Linked DNA regions of Homo sapiens: regions 1, 3, 4 and 5 are each linked to region 2. The links are chromatin contacts, found by Hi-C or POLR2A ChIA-PET in ENCODE. All regions are on one chromosome and are shown on one strand. Each heading gives the region's core, a stretch centred on a gene start or an enhancer-like site at or near the end of the contact. The rest is flanking DNA. Distances are from core to core; before and after follow the strand shown.

Region 1 (2,700 bases), core at 46-2,545, 790 kb after region 2:
CACGAGCCCGCCCCTCGCGCGCCACCTCCGCCTTCTCAGCCGGGCCCACTAGGAGTCCTTTCCGCCCAGCGCGCAGCTCCGGGTTTCCAGCGTCCCAGGTCGTCGCACGCACCTGGAAGATTCCGAAATCCTCCTGCTGTGCATCCTGCCGTAGGCCGTGCTTCCAAGGGATGCGGAAGCGCGTGCGGCTCTTGTTCACCCAGGCCACGCCCTCCAGTTGCCCCAGGTCCAGCTGCGACACCAGCCAGGGCAGGATCCGTGGCTTTGGGGTTCCCATGGTCCGGCCTGCGCGTATAGGGCATTTCCTGGGCGCGACCGGCCTCCCCCGGACCCACCTGGCCTGGAGTTTCCGCACCCAGACCTCCTTCTCACGGGCCACGGCACAGGTCCTTCACCCATATTTTCGGGGGTACAAACAGGAAACCTCCTCTTCCCATCCTCCCATCCTCCCGAGAGGCTCTCTAATCAGCTAGGGTTCCTTCCCATATCCATGGCACATCCTTCCCCAGCGTCTTCAGTGCAGACCCTCCACTCCCTCAATTCCGCCAGTATAGACCTCCTCCCTCCCCCACATCATCGAAAGTAAGTATCCCCACTTTCAGGGTAGCATCCTCTTTCCCTAGTTATTTCAGTGCAGAATCGATTCACGTGTAAGCCTCTACCTCCTGCACTTACCCCAATGTAGACCCCCTTCCACAGTCCCCCTACAGAAGATCTCCCAAAACATTTCCAACACAGAACTTCCATTCAATTCCCCTCCGACTGCCCGCCTCCCTCCTCCAGGACAGAGCACGCCCCAGGTTTCGAGACTGAACTACCCCCATCTACGGAGTCCACCCCTCCCTCTCTAGAACCCCCTCAGTGTAGACGCCTCCTCTTTTCCTCTTTCCTCCCTACTTTTTCTAGTTTTTCTGCAGCCGACCTCCAGCGTCGGCCACTGTAGCTCCTTCCTTGCTCCACTTTCCCCAGAGTACACAGCCTGCCTTTCCACTCTCCGTGCAGACCCATCCTCTTTCCCGCTCCTCGCTCTCGGACGCCACCAACGCTCTCCCGGGCTCTTCCGCGTTACCTACGATGGAAGGTCGGGGCGTGCGGGCAGCTGGAACCCACCCCTGTCTTGGAGCTCCGGGTAGCTCTCAAACTCGAGGCTGCGCACCCCCTTTCCCGTCAGCTGAGCTCTAGAGCGCTGGGGCTTTCTTTTTGATCGACTTCTTGAAATAAAACCAACTTTATCATTCTTTGGGTAACAGACCCAAAAGCCGATGGGACGGCCCGCTGGGCTGTTCCCGCCCCTATGCCCTTTTTTGGGTTTCCGGCCAGAGGCATGCTGGGAGCGTCACATGCAAATTGAGCGTGCACCCAGCGTTCCGCCCTTTCTACGCTGGGCCGGTTATCGACCCGGCCCAGTGCGCAGGCGCGGGAAAGTTGAACTAATAAAGTTTGTACGAGTTCAGTGGAGGAGACCGCAAGTTGAGTGGAGGAGGCGGCGGTGGGGCCCCGGACCAGGTCAGCGGGGTGTTGACGAGGGGTGGGGTGAGGAGGGAAGAGGAGGGGGCCGGGATCCAGTGGTGGGCACCCCAGTCCCGCTTCTCTGATATCCAAGGGTCCAGGGTCCTCTAGATTCCAGCAGGGGTCGGAGATTTGGAACTACACCTCACAGCAGGCTGCGCGGCGAAGAAGCGCGGACCTAGGGGAAGATTTGCCCTGAAACCTCTTGGGATTGGTAGTTCCCGATGCTTTAAGGGTTTCAGGAGTTTGGCATATGCCTCTTATAGAATCCAGGAGTTGGGGCGCTAAGCCTCTTCTTCCTGGGAGACCTAAGGGTCTGGGGCTCCAGTTCCTTTTTCTCTAAGACTCAGAAGTCCAGGACCCCAGCTCCCTCCTCCTTTAGACCCACGAATCTGGGCACCCAGCCCCACCACCTTTCCTTGGATCGAAGAGTCTTTTTCCTGATCGCTTTTTCGTCTGAGGACTCAAGAGTCTAGGCCCCCAGACCCACACTCTCCAAAGGACCCAGGAGTCCAGGCCCTCAGCACCTTCCTTGGGACTCACAAGTCCTGGTCCCCAAGCCTCCACTTCTTGCTAAACCCTTGGAGTCCAGTCCCTAACCCTCTCTCTCACAGGTGCCTCCATGGCAGGCTCTGAAGAGCTGGGGCTCCGGGAAGACACGCTGAGGGTCCTAGCTGCCTTCCTTAGGCGTGGTGAGGCTGCCGGGTCTCCTGTTCCAACTCCACCTAGGTAAGAGGAGTGGCCCTTCTCCCCCAGGGGCCAGCATTTGAGGCTCCCTCCTAACTCTTGCTCCTGGTCTCAGTCTGTCTCCTCTCTTTATATCTGGCTCTATTCTCTGTCTTTGGGGTTTTGGAGAGAGGTCCTCAGCGGGGGAGGGAGGGAGTTGGGGAAAGAGACTGCTTGCAGGGGATCTCTGGTGGGGTCAGTCTCTGAAGTCCTCCTCTCCAGAAGCCCTGCCCAAGAAGAGCCAACAGACTTCCTGAGCCGCCTTCGAAGATGTCTTCCCTGCTCCCTGGGGCGAGGAGCAGCCCCCTCTGAGTCCCCTCGGCCTTGCTCTCTGCCCATCCGCCCCTGCTATGGTTTAGAGCCTGGTAAGAGATTTCCATGATCATCTATGAAGCCGGCAGAACACGGGATAAGGTGCTAGTTTAAGATCACTCAGCTAGGGGGTGGCTGTGTGGAGTCTCTAGC
Region 2 (2,700 bases), core at 75-2,574:
AGCTACTCCAGAGGCTCAGGCAGGAGAATCGCTGGAACCCAGGAGGTGGAGGTTGCAGTGAACCGAGATGGCGCCACTGAACTCCAGCCTGGGCGACAGAGTGAGACGCCTACTCAAAAAATAAATAGGCTGGGTGCAGTAGCTCACGCCTATAATCCTAACACTTTGGGAAGCCGAGGCAGGCAGACTGCCTGAGCTCAGGAGTTCGAGAACAGCCTGGGCAACATGGCGAAACACTGTCTCTACTAAAAATACAAAAAATTAGCTGAGTGTGGTAGTGCGTGCCTGTAATCCCAGCTACTCGGAGGCTGAAGAGGGAGAATCGCTTGAACCCGGAAGATGGAGGTTGCAGTGAGCCGAGATCACGCCATTGCACTCCAGCCTCGGTGACAGAGCGAGACTCCATCTCAAAAAAAAATAAAAAAATAAAAAATAACAAATAAATAAATAGGCCTGGAGTGGTGGCTCACGCCTGCAATCCCAGCACTTTGGGAGGCCAAGGCAGGCAGAACACCTGAGGTCAGGAGTTCGAGACCAGCCTAGCAAACATGGTGAAATCCCGTCTCAGAAAAATAAATAATGAATAAATAAATAAATAAATAGGCCGGGCGCGGTGACTCACGCCTGTAATCCCAGCACTTTGGGAGGCCAAGGCGGGAGGATCCCCTGACGTCGGGAGTTCCAGACCAGCCTGACCAACATGGAGAAACTACGTCTCTACTAAACAAATACAAAATTAGCCGGGCGTGGCGGCACATGCCTGCAATCCCAGCACTTTGGGAGGCCAAGGCGGGAGGATCCCCTGACGTCGGGAGTTCCAGACCAGCCTGACCAACATGGAGAAACTACGTCTCTACTAAACAAATACAAAATTAGCCGGGCGTGGCGGCACATGCCTGCAATCCCAGATACTCGGGATGCTGAGGCAGGAGAATCGCTTGAACCCCGAAGGCGGAGGTTGCGGTGAGCCGAGATCGCCCCTTTGCATTCCAGCCTGAGCAACAAGAGCAAAACTCCGCCTCAAAATAACTAACTAAATAAATAAATAAATTGGGGTGGGAAGGCATTGACCCTGAGCTGAGAGAGAACTGGCTCGCTGTTGAAGCAGGGCCACGCATTTGATTGACAGTTCGTTTGTTGGAGGGGCGTGGTCACGCTCGGAAACTCCGCCGTGACGTTGCAAAAGCTGGAATCTCCGCGAGAAGTCCTGTCTTACTTCCACTTCCCACCCTTCGGGTTGCGGTCTCGAAACCCCGCCTCTCTTCGTGACGTCAGCACGCCGGGCGCGGTAGGCTATAAAAGCCTAGTGGCCATTGTGTTCGTTGCTCTTATCGGTTCCCATCCCAGTTGTTGATCTTATGCAAGACGCTGCACGACCCCGCGCCCGCTTGTCGCCACGGCACTTGAGGCAGCCGGAGATACTCTGAGTTACTCGGAGCCCGACGCCTGAGGGTGAGATGAACGCGCTGGCCTCCCTAACCGTCCGGACCTGTGATCGCTTCTGGCAGACCGAACCGGCGCTCCTGCCCCCGGGGTGACGCGCAGCTCCCAGCCGGTGAGTAAGGGGTCGGAACGCCTGGGTCCCCACGGGGCTGGGGGCCCGGATTTAGAAAGGAGAAGGGGTTGGGAGCCTGGAGTCCTGAGCCTGAGGGAGGAGGGATCTGGAAGCCAGATTCTTGGGTCCCCCGTGAAGGAATCATCTGCCAAGTAGGGGGTCGGGTCAGAATGTTTCAGTCTGCGAGGGAGGAGGGTGTGAGGGTTTGATTTGTCAATCTTCAGCAGAATGAGAGAGCTAGGGACTATGACTTTGTCGCCAAGGGAAGCAAGTAAAGACTTTTGTTCTTGGTTCTTGGGACTGGGAGTTCTGCGTCTGAAGAAAGAGAGGGCTGGGGGCTTGGACCCTTGGATCTAAGGCAGAACTAGGGGCTCAGACTCCTGGCTATTGAGAGATAAGAACAGAGCCAAGGGACAGAGATGGGCGTGGCCGAGATCAGAAAGGAATTTGGGACTCTCGCGTTGCTATTTACAATAGTTGTGTTACTATTTCCGTTGCTATGACTCATAGTCACGCCCGGATGCCATCCTCTAAATGGCCCCTAAACTTTATTTTTTTCTCCCCCTTTTCCAGCCCAGACACATGGCCCCAGGCCAAGCACCCCATCAGGCTACCCCGTGGAGGGATGCCCACCCTTTCTTCCTCCTGTCCCCAGTGATGGGCCTCCTCAGCCGCGCCTGGAGCCGCCTGAGGGGCCTGGGACCTCTAGAGCCCTGGCTGGTGGAAGCAGTAAAAGGAGCAGCTCTGGTAGAAGCTGGCCTGGAGGGAGAAGCTAGGACTCCTCTGGCAATCCCCCATACCCCTTGGGGCAGACGCCCTGAAGAGGAGGCTGAAGACAGTGGAGGCCCTGGAGAGGACAGAGAAACACTGGGGCTGAAAACCAGCAGTTCCCTTCCTGAAGCCTGGGGACTTTTGGATGATGATGATGGCATGTATGGTGAGCGAGAGGCAACCAGTGTCCCTAGAGGGCAGGGAAGTCAATTTGCAGATGGCCAGCGTGCTCCCCTGTCTCCCAGCCTTCTGATAAGGACACTGCAAGGTTCTGATAAGAACCCAGGGGAGGAGAAAGCCGAGGAAGAGGGAGTTGCTGAAGAGGAGGGAGTTAACAAGTTCTCTTATCCACCATCACACCGGGAGTGTTGTCC
Region 3 (2,740 bases), core at 31-2,530, 600 kb after region 2:
GGCTTGTATCTCTGCCTCTCTGCTTCATTTAAATCTTTCTAGCCAGATGGAAGGTCTGACCATTGGGTGCGACAAGGCAGCTAACCCAGGCTGAACAGGAAGTGAGGCAGGCAGAGGGATCAGGGAAGGGAAATGGATGATGAAGGCCAGGACGGGCGAGGCTTTGCTGCAGTAACACATAACCCCCGAATCTGCGTGGGCCACAACCACAACATTAGTTTGTTGCTTACACTCCCTGTGCTCATCCGGGGCTGGCAGGATCCCTGTGCTCCTCCGAGTGGCACAGGAAACTTGGCTGATAGAGGCGCTCTCTCCATGCATCCTCCACCATCCACTCCCCGGTCCCTTAGACTTCCATTCAGAAGTGACACCTGTCACCTCCACCCTCATGTGACTGGCCAAAGTGAGTGTGGCCATGTCCGAGTTCCCCAGGATGGGACCTCGAATCCTCCTGCTGGGGGGGTGGGGGCAGCAGATGTTTCAGGACAGTCTGCCACGGATCAGATGGGTGAGCAAGAGATTCAGGATGGGCGTGATGGGTCACACCTGTAATCCCAGCATTTTGGGAGGCCGAGGCAGGCTGATCACCTGAGGTCAGGAGTTCGAGATCAGCCTGGCCAACATAGTGAAACCTCGTCTCTACTAAAAATACAAAAATTAGCCGGGCATGGTGGCACGCACCTGCAATTCCAGCTACTTGGGAGCCTGAGGCACAAGAATTGCTTAAGCCCAGGAGGCGGAGGTTGCCGTGAGCCGAGACTGTGCCACTGCACTCCAGCCTGGGCAACAGAGTGAGACCCCATCTAAAAAAAAAAAATGCTTCAGAGATTCAGAGATCCACAGATGTGGAAGAGAGCTTCTATTTTGTCTCATGTACCACCTCACCCCTCAGTTTGGAGTTGGAGAAGCCGAGGCTTAGAGAGGTCAAGGGGCTGGCCAAGCTCCCACAGTGATAAAGCTAGTGCTAGGGCGACACCTGCCAGGCCCAATGTGACAAGATGCATCCTGAGTCCTGTGTGCCAAGCCTTGGCGGGGCAAAGTTGGGGCCCGGAGGACGGTAAGACACAGCAACTGCGAGTTCCCAGAGACAGATCCGGGTTCCAGCCCCAGCTCACCATGCACTGGGCGTGCCACCCAGGGAGTCAGCCCCACTGCAGCCCCCGCTGCGGGGCGTCCGGAGAACGCGCCATCTGCGGCGTGAGCGGCCGCCTCTCACCACCAGGGGGCGCGCTCCGCCTGGGCCCAGATTCCACCCCTTGACTGTCTCCCCCCAAAAATTTCCTTTCACTTTCGGTCTCTGGCTGTCACCCGGCTTGGCCCCTTCCACACCCAACTGGGGCAAGCCTGGTGCGTGAGGAGACTTGGACTCTAGGTCCCCAAGGGGCGGAGCCAGGGTCCCCACTCCTGGGGCAGGGGGAGCAGAGGGTGGGGGGCTGGGTTCCCGGGTCCCTAACCTGGGGAGGGTTCTGGGGACCAGACGTCGAGGTTCTTAGAAGTGGAGATGAAGAGTTTTCACCGTAACTGGGGCAGACGCAGGAAGCCTGGGGGAGGAAGGGGCGGAAACTCAGCCACATCAATGGGACGCGGGAGGGGCGGGGAGGCAAAGGGGCGGGCAGGGCAGGGGCTGGGGCATGAGGGTCCGAGACTTGTTCTTCTGTCCCTTCCAAGACCCGGCGACAGGAGGCATGAGGGGCCCCCGGCCGAAATGACAGTGCTGGCGCCAGCCTGGAGCCCAACAGTGCGTAAACCCCAGGGACAAGATCAGGGGAGAGGGGAGGCACAATGTCAGGATGGGGCAGAGATGAGGGGAGATGGACGGGAGAACAGATGGACAGATGACGAGGAAATAGGAGGGGAGATGGACAGATGTGAGGGGAGATGGATAGGAGAGGAGACGGACAGAGGAGGGGGAGATGGACAGAGGATGGGGAGATGGACAGAGGAGGGGGAGATAGAGGAGAGGGAGATAGAGAGGAGTGGGAGATGGACAGGAGCGGGGAGATGGACAGAGGAGGGGGAGATGGACAGAGGAGAGGGCAGATGAACAGAGGAGAGGGAGATAAAGAGGAGGGAGGTGGACAGGAGGAGGGAGATGGACAGAGAAGGGGGAGATGGACAGAGGTGGGGGAGATGGACAGGAGGGAAGATGGAGAGGAGGGGGTATGGACAGAGGAGAGGGGAGATGGACAGGAGGGGGAGATGGACAGAGGAGAGGGAGATGAAGAGGAGGGGGAGGTGGACAGGAGGAGGGAGACGGACAGAGGAGAGGAAGAGAGACAGAGGAGGGGGGAGATGGACAGAGGAGGGGGAGATGGACAGAAAAGGGGGGAGATGGACAGAGGAGAGGGAAGGTGGACAGAGCCAAGAACAAATGAAGAGGACGTGGACCAAGATCAAGAGAGAAGCAGGCAACAGTGGTGTAGAAGGCAGAGGGAGGGACAGAGCTGGAGGAACCCGGGCGAGGAAACCAGACGTGAAGATGAGGTGGTTGGAGAGAGACCAGCAGAGTGGGGGAGATGGGGAGAGAGAGGGGTGGGGCAGAGGGGGATGCAAACTGGACAGCATTGGACCAGAGGCAGAGAGAAACCGGGAAAGACAGGCAGAGATGGGGCCATGTCTCCAGAAAGTGTGGAAGAGGCAGAAGGACACCCAGGGAAGGAGGAGCGGGGAAGACAGAACAGTACAGGTGGGAAGCCCGGAGGAGGGGGCTGTGTGTGGAACAGCAGAGGGCTCCCCCAGC
Region 4 (2,700 bases), core at 8-2,507, 550 kb before region 2:
TAGTGGGGGTTGGGCAGGGTCGGGGGAGTCCTGGGCCCTACCTGCCGACGGGCCTGACCTGTTCTTGGTGCTCCAAGTTCAGTGTTGTGGTCTGGTTACTGGGGAGATAAGGGACCAATGAGGACTGAGGACAGCGGCCAGGGAGGGACTGAGGCCGCGGGAGAAACTATGGGAGGAGGGGCGGAGAAGGATGCGAGGCGTAGACCTGCAGGGTTCCCACGGACTGAGAACTGATGGGCAAGGCCAGGCGCGGTGGCTCACGCCTGCAATCCCAGCATTTTGGGAGGCCGAGGCGGGCGCATCACTTGAGGTCACGAGTTCGAGACCAACCTGGCCAACATGGTGAAACCCCGTCTCTACTAAAAGTACAAAAAATTAGCCGGACATGGCGGCTCGTGCCTGTAATCCCAGCTACTCAGGAGGCTGGGGCAGGAGAATCGCTTGAACCCGGGAGGCGGAGGTTGCAGTGAGCCGAGATCCCGCCACTGCACTCCAGCCTGGGCGACAGAGCGAGACTCCGTCTCAAAAAACAAACAAACAAACAAACAAAACTGATGGGCGGCGAGGTCCTGAAAGGGGCGGAGCCGGGAGGGCCTGTGGAGCGGTGCTGCGGAGCCCTGAGAGGTGCACGGCTGTGAGGCCTGAGAGGGGCGTGCCGTAGGGAGCTGTGATGGGCGGGGCTGAGACCTGTGAGGAGAGTGAGTGGGAAGAACTTCGAGGGGCGGGGCTTCGGGGCCGGCGAGGGGAGGGGCACGGACACCAGTACAGGACGGGGCTTCGCAGACAGCGAGCGGAGGGGCTTCCCCGTAAGGGGCGGGCTTCGAGGGTCGCGTTTGGAAGGCCTTACGAGGGGCCCGGTGGAAGGGCGGTGAAGGGCGGGCTAATCGGGAGGCGCTCAGGCCTTGAAGGCCTGCGGGAGGTCGAAATGGTCCTGGGGAGGTCGAGGCTGAGGTCTCACTAGTACCGCGGGCCTGGAAGCGGCGGGAGTTGAAAGAGCCTGCGGTGACCTGTATGGAAGCCCTCGAAGCCAGGCCGAGGTCCTACAAGACGGAGCCCGAGAGGTGCCGGTCTTAAGCTGACTGTGACCACGTTAAATTAAGGATTCATAGGAAGGAAGGCGGTGTCGAAGCCGGGAGTTGCGCGGAGAAGGAGCGCTCAACACAGCCTCAGCGGTTCACTACGCAAGCGCGACCAACGGCTTCCCGGGAAGCAGCCAAAAACGCTTGGCCGCCTACCACGTCCGCGCGCTGGAGGGCGGAAGTGGGTGAGACCTCGGGCACTCCATACCGCCCCCCGGTTTCTGGCCACGCCCCCTCTGGTTACACCCACTCGCTCTGTAAGGCACGCCCCCTCCGCGGCGGCGGCTGCTGCCCACGTGGGCCTCCCCGGGCGGGCGGGCAGTGGGCGCCTCTCCCTGCAGGCTGGGTGTGCCCGAAGCCTGCGGTTTCCTGTGGGAGGAAGCGGCCTGCGTACGCTCAGCTCAGCTCATAATCTCGGAGGCCCAGGATGGGGAGATCCCGCCGCCACCCTCAGATCCTTTGATTCTTCCCCTTCTACATAGCCATAGTGCGGGGACCCCCCTAATATCCCCAGGGTACCCAAGCCTGGCGCCGATCCCACTCAGGGAACTTGATTCTGAGTCCTAGACTCGTGTTTTTCACCTCCCCGGCTCAAGTTTCCATCTTCCTAGCCCCTGGCTCCCCCTAGTCCTCTCAAGAAAGTGGAGCCCTCTTTTCCTGCTCCCCAAGAGGAACGTATGTCTCCCCAGCCCCTAATTTTTCCTTCAGTGACCCAGACTTTGCAACTTCCTTAGGGATCTGAGTGCGGACCCCAGTTTCTGTCTCTCAGGCACTTAAGTTTGAGACTACTTATTCTCCCCCAGGGACCCTCATTTTGGATTCCCAACTTTAGCCTTGAGACCCAATGGACCCAAGAATTTGCCCCTTCCCCAACTCCTAGAGATCCTGAATCAGGGTCCCCCAGTACTGACTCCACTCAGAGCCCCAATGCCTGATATGACTAGCACTACCCTAAGAACTGCCCTATAATGTATTTACTATTATCTCTATTTTTCAGATGAAGAGACTGAGGCATAGAGAAGTTATTAGTAACTTGCCAAAAATTACACAGCCATTGAGTAAAACAGCTTGGATTTTGAGTCCAACCAGTGTGGCTCTAGAGTCTGTGCTATACTGGTATTCCAGCTTCCAGGTCTTGGGGTACCCAGCCAAGCACTGAACTGTCCATCCCTCACCCCCTCAGGGAGCCCGAATCACCAACAGCTATCCCAAACCCAGCTCTGGCCCATCAGATACCCAGACATCCCATCATCCAGTTCCCTTCCCTGGATCCAGGATTTGAATTCCCCTGCTCTCAATTTATCAGAGTTCTGGGCACCTGGTCCCCTCCCAAGAGACTCGTGTACATAGTAGTCATCACCCCGACCCTAATTTAATATCCCCAAAATTAATAATAATAGTTAACAGTAAACCTTTGGGGCCAGGCACAGTGTCTTACGCCTGTAATCCCATCATTTTGGGAGGCCAAGGCAGGCAGATCACTGGAGGTCAGGAGTTCGAGGCCAGCCTGGCCAACATGGAGAAACCCCCGTCTCTACTAAAAATACAAAAATTGGCTGGGCGTGGTGGCGGGCACCTGTAATCCCAGCTACTCAGGAGGCTGAGGCAGGAGAATCGCTTG
Region 5 (2,719 bases), core at 220-2,719, 980 kb after region 2:
ACAATGCAGGTTGGATTTGGGGTTTAAGGCTGGGCTCCAGTCAGCCCTCGGGAGCCCCTGGGCAGGAAAACATGGACAGGCCTACGGGTTCTTCTGCCATTTCACTGGCCACTCCTCCGTGTCCTTTGCTGGTTGCTTCTCATTGTCGTGACTGCTAAAGGGATGAGTGTCCCAGTCTCTTTGTGAGCTCATCCAGTCTCCATTCAAACACTGATGACTCCCGAATTTCTCTCTCCAGGCTATGACATCAATATCTATCTACATTGTTTAGTCAACATCCGAAACAGAAGTAGGGACTCCGTCTCTAACCTCCTACAGCTGTGTCTATTTCTCCTCTCTACCTTCACTCGACTCCGCCCACACTGGCTCCCTTTTATTCCTTCTACTTTCAGGATTTGTCTTTGCTGTTCTGTCCTCTTTGCACACTTTTCCAGCCATCTGGAATGGCAGGTTGCTCACAGGTCGTTTTCTTGACTTCCCTTGCTTGCTAACTTTACCTCGCTATGGTCATATCCCATCGCCCTGTGGATGTGCGCTAGTTAACACTTAGCACAGCCTGTGATTATGTCTCTCCCCAGTGGACCGTGGGGCCTGTGAGGGACGTGGTCTGATTCGGTCGTCGCCGAGCACAGAACTGGACAGGGTACTCATAACAGATTTTTGTTGTTGTTTTTAAAGAAAAGCTAACATTTGAGTAGTGACTGCGCCAAGCAGTCAAGCACAGCCCCTCGGGCTCGATCCCCATAACCACTCTAGGGTTAGGTATTACCCACGTTTAAGGAACAAAAATCGAGGGAAAAATCTTATACAACTACTAGTAAGTAGTCATTCCATTTTAGCAGAGCGAATGAGCGAATCCACGGAAGGCCGGGGAGCGACGTGAGTGGCGAGAAGCTTGGAGTCGCCAGGGACGGCGGGCGGAGCCTGGGCGCCGGGGCTAATGGGCGGAGCCTCCAGGGACAGCTGGCCCCGCCCAGGCCGCGCGGGGCCCGCTGGGAGTTGGAGTCCCTTGCCCACCTCGCCACGTCACCGACTGCAAACCTTCAGCTGTCTCAGGCTCGGGTGCAATCCGTACCCTCAGTGGGTTCCCTTTCAGTGGGTTCCTTTGTCCCCAGGCCCATTATTCCGTCCTCCCCTCTTCCCTGATGTATTTTGGCGCGGTCTCCTGGCTCTGCGGGCCCAGGGCTCCGGATGAGGTCTCCCGCCGTCCCGACCCCCGCAAGGGGCCAGCTTGGTGTCGCCTTCGTTCTTCTGCCACCCCATTCGGTAGGGGCTCCCGTTCCCGCCACGCCCCCTGAAGTTGTGGCTCGCGCGTCTTCCCAGGACTCCCCCGCGCCGGAGAGGCCCGCAGGACCGCCGAGCCCACACTCCGCTCCCGCCCGGGCCCCGCTCCCCCGCGCCGCCTTGGTACGCTCCGGCCACGCCCCCTCGGACGCGCTTGGTACGCGCCGGGCTCCCCCGCTCGCCTCAGTGGTTCGGCCGCGGCGACCCCACTCCGGCGGCGCGTCCCCCGAGCTTGGTACGGCTCAGCCCGTCTCCCCCGAAGCCGCGCGCCCGCGCCCGCGCCCCTCAGTCGGTGGAGCCCGCAGCCCCCCTTGTGGCCCGCGGCAGCTCCCCGCCCGCTCGGCCCGCGCCCGCCATGGTCCGTCCGCGCCGTGCCCCGTACCGCTCCGGCGCCGGGGGCCCCCTCGGGGGTCGCGGCCGCCCTCCGCGGCCCCTCGTGGTGCGCGCCGTCCGCTCGCGCTCCTGGCCTGCCAGCCCCCGAGGCCCGCAGCCTCCGCGGATCCGGGCCCGCTCGGCCCCTCCCATGGTGAGCCCCCCGCCCTTTTTCCAGAGCCTTCCACGGCCCCGCCCCCCCAGCCCCTATCCCGGGCTCACGCCTTTGTCCGCAGCCCCCGCCGCTCCGGGGTGTCCCCTGTGGCCCGAAGGGTGGTCCCGCCCGGGGCCGGGTTCCCCCGTGGAGCACCCGGTGGTTCGCGCCGCGCTCTCCCCTTTGTTGCGCGTTCGGGCCGGGGTGGGGGGTTGGGGGACGGGGGCGGGGCGGGCTCATATTACTGCTGACTCCGCGGCCCGATTTAAACGCGGGCTGGGGGCGGCAGACAGGCAGCCGGCACGCTCGCTTGTTTTTCCTATTGGAGAGTTGCTCGCTCTCCGGGCAGGAAACCTGGAAATGGGGGCGGTTTTGGGGGACAGCGGCGAGGGAGGGGCCCGCGCTTTGTACCAGCGCCCCCAGATGTCGCACCCGTGGGCGTTCTCCCCTGGCGGCCGCTCCGTGCCCGTGGAGTGCGCACCTAGAATACGCGCCCGCGCCCACATGTGGGATGCTTTGATGGACTGCCGTGAGCCCAGACCTTAAACGTAAACATTCAGCTTCGCAGGTACTTTGGGCTGCACACGCTTCTCCGGACCCAAAAGATGCACATGCTTTTCAGAAACCGTAAGGTTTACCTGGGGCTGTAAAACCGCACATCGCGACTTTGCACCGTGCACACGCTTGCCCCGATGTGAGATTTCCCCTGGGTTCGCGCTCGGGTCCGCTTCTTAAATACACTGCCTCAGCGGTGTGGATGGCACAGAGCTGTGGCAGCCCTACTGAAACCTTAAACAGGCTTCCTGGGGTCATAAACATGGATACCGAGACTTAGATCACCTCCCACAACTTAAACGTACCCCTTCACTCCACTGCCTTCGCCCCTTCCTGCAGCATTCGCATCTAGTT

The links. Hi-C counts contacts between places; a loop is a spot of excess contacts on that map. ChIA-PET counts read pairs that join two places held with the same protein, here RNA polymerase II (POLR2A). Pooled maps may share reads with other maps.
Region 1: a pooled map shows a loop between it and region 2 (12-fold over the local background). The contact joins the promoter of IRF3 here to the promoter of PPP1R15A in region 2. A Hi-C loop is called at or near these places in 1 of 168 maps with a recorded cell type or tissue (CD4-positive, alpha-beta memory T cell), 1 of 37 single-sample maps with no recorded cell type and 9 of 50 pooled maps. POLR2A ChIA-PET finds 5 or more read pairs at or near these places in 1 of 52 experiments (AG04449).
Region 3: a pooled map shows a loop between it and region 2 (2.7-fold over the local background). The contact joins the promoter of FLT3LG here to the promoter of PPP1R15A in region 2. A Hi-C loop is called at or near these places in 8 of 50 pooled maps. POLR2A ChIA-PET finds 5 or more read pairs at or near these places in 2 of 52 experiments (GM10248 and OCI-LY7).
Region 4: a loop to region 2 is called in a map of CD8-positive, alpha-beta T cell, with 9 times the contacts of the local background. The contact joins the promoter of ODAD1 here to the promoter of PPP1R15A in region 2. A Hi-C loop is called at or near these places in 4 of 168 maps with a recorded cell type or tissue (CD14-positive monocyte, CD8-positive, alpha-beta T cell, naive thymus-derived CD4-positive, alpha-beta T cell and 1 more), 7 of 37 single-sample maps with no recorded cell type and 20 of 50 pooled maps. POLR2A ChIA-PET finds 5 or more read pairs at or near these places in 2 of 52 experiments (GM10248 and HEK293T).
Region 5: a pooled map shows a loop between it and region 2 (11-fold over the local background). The contact joins the promoter of PTOV1 here to the promoter of PPP1R15A in region 2. A Hi-C loop is called at or near these places in 2 of 168 maps with a recorded cell type or tissue (CD8-positive, alpha-beta T cell and naive thymus-derived CD4-positive, alpha-beta T cell) and 8 of 50 pooled maps. POLR2A ChIA-PET finds 5 or more read pairs at or near these places in 4 of 52 experiments (CD4-positive, alpha-beta memory T cell, GM10248, WTC11 and 1 more).

The regions. Positions count from the first base shown.
Region 1 is chr19:49,664,562-49,667,261 of GRCh38, forward strand. It overlaps IRF3 (interferon regulatory factor 3), which reads right to left and starts at 1,296. Exons shown (of 8, transcript NM_001571.6): 1 at 1,070-1,296; 2 at 113-285. The coding sequence starts at 277. BCL2L12 (BCL2 like 12) reads left to right here and starts at 1,372. Exons shown (of 7, transcript NM_138639.2): 1 at 1,372-1,506; 2 at 2,124-2,238; 3 at 2,458-2,600. The coding sequence starts at 2,132. RefSeq lists silencers at 1,275-1,424, 1,465-1,544.
Region 2 is chr19:48,871,097-48,873,796 of GRCh38, forward strand. It overlaps PPP1R15A (protein phosphatase 1 regulatory subunit 15A), which reads left to right and starts at 1,325. Exons shown (of 3, transcript NM_014330.5): 1 at 1,325-1,555; 2 at 2,129-2,700. The coding sequence starts at 2,138. RefSeq lists enhancers at 270-882, 883-1,494, 1,153-1,212, 1,323-1,432, 2,093-2,182 and 2 more and cis regulatory regions at 972-1,545, 1,732-2,232, 2,392-2,700.
Region 3 is chr19:49,472,935-49,475,674 of GRCh38, forward strand. FLT3LG (fms related receptor tyrosine kinase 3 ligand) reads left to right here and starts at 1,281. Exons shown (of 9, transcript NM_001459.4): 1 at 1,281-1,347; 2 at 1,669-1,738. The coding sequence starts at 1,706. RefSeq lists a silencer at 1,660-1,739.
Region 4 is chr19:48,320,714-48,323,413 of GRCh38, forward strand. ODAD1 (outer dynein arm docking complex subunit 1) reads right to left here and starts at 1,258. Exons shown (of 16, transcript NM_001364171.2): 1 at 965-1,258; 2 at 59-98. LOC124904735 (a long non-coding RNA gene) reads left to right here and starts at 755. Exons shown (of 2, transcript XR_007067284.1): 1 at 755-1,264; 2 at 2,077-2,700. RefSeq lists silencers at 643-762, 1,233-1,522 and enhancers at 873-1,112, 1,119-1,413, 1,633-1,692, 1,703-1,762.
Region 5 is chr19:49,849,690-49,852,408 of GRCh38, forward strand. PTOV1 (PTOV1 extended AT-hook containing adaptor protein) reads left to right here and starts at 1,470. Exons shown (of 12, transcript NM_001394010.1): 1 at 1,470-1,810. The coding sequence starts at 1,640. It overlaps PTOV1-AS1 (PTOV1 antisense RNA 1), which reads right to left and starts at 1,987. Exons shown (of 4, transcript NR_040037.1): 1 at 1,879-1,987. RefSeq lists silencers at 859-938, 1,379-1,668 and an enhancer at 1,169-1,278.